Linked DNA regions of Homo sapiens: region 2 is linked to region 1. A link is an interaction called in ENCODE POLR2A ChIA-PET data of the cell type or tissue named here. Cell type or tissue: OCI-LY7. All regions are shown on one strand. Each heading gives the region's core, and the rest is flanking DNA. Links, peaks and the distances in the headings are about the cores only. Region 1 overlaps RELB (RELB proto-oncogene, NF-kB subunit). Region 2 overlaps CLASRP (CLK4 associating serine/arginine rich protein).

Evidence for each region. ChIA-PET counts read pairs that join two places held together with the same protein. Peaks named below come from ENCODE experiments on the same cell type or tissue, not always from the same donor. Only the 100,000 strongest peaks of a DNase experiment are listed, where the experiment ranks them.
Region 2: POLR2A ChIA-PET joins it to region 1 with 7 read pairs; 12 of 35 experiments call an interaction of 5 or more read pairs at or near these places.

The regions. Positions count from the first base shown.
Region 1 is chr19:45,014,827-45,017,726 of GRCh38, forward strand. The region is part of intron 4 of RELB (RELB proto-oncogene, NF-kB subunit); the gene reads left to right. Among named protein-coding and RNA genes, the nearest start is that of RELB, 15 kb to the left of the region's middle. RefSeq lists a silencer at 2,189-2,398. In OCI-LY7, for the core only: CTCF peaks have their summits at 2,262 (motif pointing right) and 2,464; DNase peaks (open chromatin) are centred at 1,015, 1,305, 1,645 and 2,315; H3K4me3 peaks cover 1,754 bases; H3K27ac peaks cover 2,500 bases.
Region 2 is chr19:45,070,620-45,073,519 of GRCh38, forward strand. It overlaps CLASRP (CLK4 associating serine/arginine rich protein), which reads left to right. Exons shown (of 21, transcript NM_007056.3): 21 at 184-337. The coding sequence ends at 226. It overlaps ZNF296 (zinc finger protein 296), which reads right to left. Exons shown (of 3, transcript NM_145288.3): 3 at 881-1,961. The coding sequence ends at 982. Among named protein-coding and RNA genes, the nearest start is that of ZNF296, 4.4 kb to the right of the region's middle. In OCI-LY7, for the core only: CTCF peaks have their summits at 1,571 and 1,771; DNase peaks (open chromatin) are centred at 1,162 and 1,592; H3K4me3 peaks cover 2,326 bases; H3K27ac peaks cover 2,500 bases.

The sequences.
Region 1 (2,900 bases), core at 268-2,767:
TGGTTTTGATTTCCAAGATTTAGAATGGTAAATGCCTAACCATAGGGAATGACCTGTCTCCAAATCTGGATTCAGGATTTTTTTTTTTTTTTTTGAGACGGAGTCTTGCTCTGTTGCCCAGGCTGGAGTGCAGTGGTGTGATCTCAGCTCACTGCAACTTCCGCCTCCTGGGTTCAAGCGATTCTCCTGTCTTAGCCTCCCAAGTAGCTGGGATTACAGGTGTGCACCACCATGCCCAGCTAATTTTTGTATTTTTAGTAGAGACAGGGTTTCACCACATTGGCCAGGCTGATGTCAAACTCCTGCCCTCAGGTAATCCACCTGCCTCGGCCTCCCAAAGTGCTGGGATTACAGGCATGAGCCAGCATGCCTGGCTTGGATTCAGGATGTTTATCCCCATCTTCAGAGTAGGAAACTGAGGTTAAAAGAGGGGCAGTTACCTGCACAGGGCACACAGCAAGTTTACTATTGTAATTACCGCCATTTACTGAGTGCTTCCATGTACCAGGTACTTTGCATACCTATTTTACACATAAAGACAGTAAGACCCGAGAGGTTTATCTTGTAGATGGCCAGTGGTAGAGCCTGGATTTGGTGCCAGGTCGGACTTATTCTAAAGCCTAATGGGCCAGGCATGGTGGCTCATGCCTGTGATCCCAGCACCTTGGGAGACTAAGGCAGGAGGATCACTTGAGGCCAGGAGTTCAAGACCAGCCCAGGTGACATGGCAAGATGCCCGTCTCTATAAAAATAAAAAAATTAGCCAGGCGTGGTGGCATGCGCCTGGGGTCCCAGCACCATGGGAGGCTGAATGGGGAGGATTGCTTGAGCCTGGGAAGTGGAGGCTGCAGTGAGCCATGGTCACACCACTGCACTCCAGTCTGGGTGACAGAGAAAGATGCTATCTCAAAAAAAAAAAAGAAAAAAGAAACAACTAAAGTCTAATGTTTTTTCCACAGTCCCAACTGACATCTCAAGGATGAAAAGCTTTCAGCCCTGGAGTCTGCATGAGTCCGAGACTGTTGACTCTAAGCTTTTCAGAATCTCCTACTATTACAGCGGGGAGCTGGTTAAATGAATGGTTTTAACCCTATCTGACCCAGTGAGATTTGTAGACAATATTACCTACCTCTATTCACAGTCACTCCCAAAGTCCATATTTTATTTTATTTTATTATTATTTTTTTTTTGAGATGCAGTCTCGCTCTGTCACCCAGGCTGGAGTGCAGTGGCATGCAACCTCCGCCTCCTGAGTTCAAGTGATTCTCCTGCCTCAGCCTCCCGGGTAGCTGAGATTACAGGCACCTGCCAGCAGGCCCGGCTAATTTTTGTGTTTTTAGTAGAGACGGGGTTTCACCATGTTGGCCAGGCTGGTCTCGAACTCCTGACCTCAAGTGATCTGCCTGCCTCAGCCTCCCACAGTGCTGGGATTACAGGCGTGAGCCACCGTGCCTGGCCAAAACTCCATATTTTACACCAAACTGTAGTATAAAAGAGAAAGAAAAGGAAATTAATACAGCATATATAATCACATTTATTTCAATATGTAAACGCCCCACAGGATATATGAGGAAGGTGGCAGTTGTTTGTGACTATATATAGGCTCCTTGTTAATGCCGTGGCCACAAATGCAGCCTGACCCAGCTGCGCAGACTTAGTGACTTATATGTCACACGTGCAGGGTTGCGGTTGGTGAGGGGATTTTCCAAAGTGGCGAACAACTCTTGGTCTAAACAATTAGTGTGCTGGTTGCAATCTTTGAAAATTCAGTGGGTATTACAGTTATGGGAAACTCCAGCCTGGGTGACAGAGTTAGACCTCGTCTCAAAAAAGAAAAAGGAAAAACAATTATGGGAAAGAATATTATTGGTGTCAAACAGAGCAAGGGCCAGGTGTGATGCATGCCTGTAAGCCCAGATGTTTGGGAGACTAAAGTGGAAGTATTGCTTGAGTCTGGGAGGCGGAGGTTGCAGTGAGCTGAGATCGTGCCATTGCACTCCAGCCTGTGCGAGATCCTGTCTTAAAAACAAACAAACAAACAAACAAACAAATCCACTCAGCAACAATAGAGCAAGTTTCTGGGATCTGGTCATTTTAAACAGGTTTCTTATTGACTCGAATCTTTGGCAGGATGTTCAGAAGGCTTGCTGGCTGTGGGATGGCTGTGCGGGACTGTCCCTGGTATTATAAACTGTCCAGCATAACTGGTCCTGTCTACTTGCGGTAGGGTCCACATCAGTGTCAACCAGCCACCCCCCAAATCCCATTTTTCCCCTAGGGGGCAGCACTCCCCCACTGAGACCAATGGTTAATGGTATTTTATAGGCTTGGGCTTTAGAAGTTCAGAGCAGGCTTCAGAAGGTATTTAATGCCAGCAGGGCTGAGCCAGTGACTCAAAGCTGCCAAGTGGGACTGGCCCTGCCTAACGGGGCTGGTTTTTATTTGCTGCTGCCTGTGGCTGCTGAGCAAAAATTCTGGCTTCACTTGCTATATCTTCCTTTTTTAAAAAAGAAAAATCTGGGGAGGCCGAGGTGGGCGGACCACCTGAGGTTAGGAGTTCGAGGCCCTGGAGGCTGGGATCGCACCACTGCACTCCAGCCTGGGCAACAGAGAGAATCTGTCTAAAAAAAAAAAAAACAATTCTGGAAATCCGAAATAATGTGATGTCTTATAATTTTAATTGTGGGCTCCAAGTTTTTCCTAATCTTTTACTTGGAAAAAAAAGTTTTAGTTTTTTCCTGTCTAGTTTTTCTTTTTAAGTTTTATTGAGGTATAATTGATGTAAGAAAAATTGCACATACTTAATGTATACATTTTGATGAATTTGTTATTATTCCTTTTTTTTTTTTTTTGAGACAGAGTTTTGCTCTTGTTGCCCAGGCTGGAGTGCAATGGTGCGA
Region 2 (2,900 bases), core at 191-2,690, 56 kb after region 1:
GTCCTGGCTGTCATTCCTCCAGCCTCACCCTGTACCCACCTCCAGTTGGAGGGGCTGGTCTCATCCCTTGGGGAACATCCTTCCCTCCACAGACAAGTGCCCCGATCACTGAAGCATCCACGGCCCCAGGTGTGTTGATGTGTGTATGCCCCATCCTCACGGCCCCTCCCTTTCTCTTTCCAGGCGCTCAAGGTCCCGATCCCGAAGCCCCCATTACCGACATTAGGCAGAAGAGTGGGGGGTGGGGAGGACAAGGGGGTGGGTAAGGGGCTCAAGCTGTGATGCTGCTGGTTTTATCTCTAGTGAAATAAAGTCAAAAGTTATTTAATTCCCGTCACCTGTCTCAGTGTCATCTGTGTGGTTGGTGCAGGGCTCTCCCACCCCAGGGCCCATGGGCCAGCAGAGCCAGCTGGGAGGGCGCTTGGGTTTACAGGCCAGATGCCAGTGCTGCCTGTGTGGGACATCTTGCCCCCATCTGATGGCTAAGTGGCAGGCCCCTGTTCATCAGAACCTGCCATGGCTCAGTGAGGCCTGCTCAGGAGGCCAGGGCACAGTCCCAAGGGAGAGGGCCCAGACCTGCCCGCAGATGTGGACATAGGGTGTCGGCCCAGCATGTCCCACATGGGCCCCTTTGCCCAGGGCCTCTGGCGACAGGTCCGGGCCTCTCCCCGCCCTCGCCTCAGCCCCTGCCCTGGCCTCGCCCGCACTAGGAACTGGGAGCGCAGCTTTCTGTGCCAGTCCTGCTGCGCCCCAGGCACTGGGGGCTGGCCGTTCCCTCACCCCCTCACTCCAAACCGGTCTGTCCAGCCGTCCACCCCACGGAGGGGAAGCCTCCTGCCCCACCTCATGCACCCCAAGAAAGCCAGAGTCCAGACGGGTGTAAATAAAAGGGAAAATTTACTTGGAGAAGGCGGGCAAAAACGAGGAGGTCAATGGGTGTTGGCAGCGGTACCAGGGACAGTGAGGGGGGCTTTCCTGGGCTCAGGCCTCGCCGGCCGCCTCAGGGTGCTTCTGCCGCAGGTGTTTGTCCAGGGTGGCTCGCAGGCCGAAGGGCACATGGCAGTGGGGGCACTCGAAGCGGGTGCTGCCAGGCGTCATGCCGTGCATGCGGCGGTGGCGGTTGAGCTTACTGCTCTGGGCGCAGGCGTAGTTGCAGAACTCACAGGTGTAGGGGCGCTCCCCGGTGTGTGAGCGCCGGTGCACCGTCAGGTTGCTGCTGTTGGTAAAATGCTTCCCGCAGAACTCACAGCTGCCCCCGGGCCCGCGGCTCTTGCCCCCTGACTTGGGCATCTTTTTGGGTGATGCCTTCTGGCTGTTTGCAGGGTCAGTTCTTTGTTCCGTGGTGATGGCTCCCCAAGTGTCTCCACCAGGGCCGGCTTGAGCCCCACTGCCAGGAGCCCCGGGTTCCTGGACACCTGCTGTGGCGGCGGCTCCAGCCCCCTCACCACCGCTGCATGGAAGGGTGCTGGTGGGGGCAGCAGCATGGACAGCCGGCTCCGGAGGGGCTGCAGAGGCCTGCTCCTGGCTGGTGTCGGCCATGAGGGGGCTCTGGGGCGGCACCTGCCGGTGGGTCTTCTTGTGGCGGTTGAGCTTGCTGCTCTGGGCGCAGGCGTAGGGACACTGGTCGCAAGCATAGGGCCGCTCGCCTGTGTGTGAGCGCATGTGCACTTTGAGGTTGCTGAAGGAGCTGAGGGTCTTCTTGCACACAGGACAGGTGGGGCTCCGCCGGGTGAGGCCGCTGCCACTTGCACGGGGGCTCTTGGCCTCAGCTGCTGGCCCCACCACTGCCGACACGGCTGCAGCCACCTCGGCCAGGCCCAGGAGCGGGGCCTCCGGGGCCTCTGATTCTGTCTGGTAGATGGACAGTCCGTGGTCCCACTGGGCGTGACGCAGCAGCTTCCAGGCCACTGTGAACTGTTTGCCACAGCGCAGGCAGCTCAAGGCCTTCAGCTCCTCTCGTTCTGGTAAGAAAAAGAGGCAGAGTGTTAGTGCGGACAGCTGCCAGCTGGACACCTTCTGTGGGATAGGCACTCCTGCAGGGGCAAAGGACTTGGCAGTAACAAGACACACACACCCTGGAAGGACCAGGAAGCTGACGCTCAGAGGAGGGGTGGACACGAAAAATCTGTGGAGTGGGTGCTAAGTACCTGAAAACATTTTTTTTTAGACAGTCTCACTGTCGCCCAGGCTGGGGTGCAGTGGCACGATCTCAGCTCACTGCAACCTCCACCTCCTGGATTCAAGCTATTCTCATGCCTCAGCCTCTAGAGTAGCTGGGATTACAGGCGCCCGCCACCATGCCTGGCTAATTAGTAGAGATGGGGGTTTCACCGTGTTGGCCAGGCTGGTCTCGAACTCTTGGCCTCAAGTGATCCACCCACCTCGGCCTCCCAAAGTGCTGGGATTATAGGCATGAGCCACTGTGCTGGGCCATGTGTTTGAAAATCTTTTAAAAAGTTATGTTAACTCAGTAAGCGCTTCCTACATGCTAGGTGCTGAGCCATGGCTCATAGCCCGGCTTTCCCTCAGGACAGGAAAATAAGATCTCCATTTTCCAGACAGGAGAACTGAGGCACAGAGAGGCATTTCCCCAGGGTTGCACAGCTTGGAAGGGGTGAAGCTGGGATTTCAATCCAGACTACTGGGGGAGGGGGAGAGGGCAGAACAGAGGCTTGCTTGCTTTTTTTTTTTTGCTTTAAATTTTTAATTTAGTATTTTTTAAAGAGATGGGGTCCTGCTATGTTGCCCAGGCTATTTTTTTTTTTTTTTGAGACGGAGCCTTGCTCTGTCGCCCAGGCTGCAGTGCAGTGGCGCGATCTCGGCTCACTGCAAGCTCTGCCTCCGGGGTTCACGCCATTCTCCTGCCTCAGCCACCACGCCACAGGGTTTCACCGTGTTAG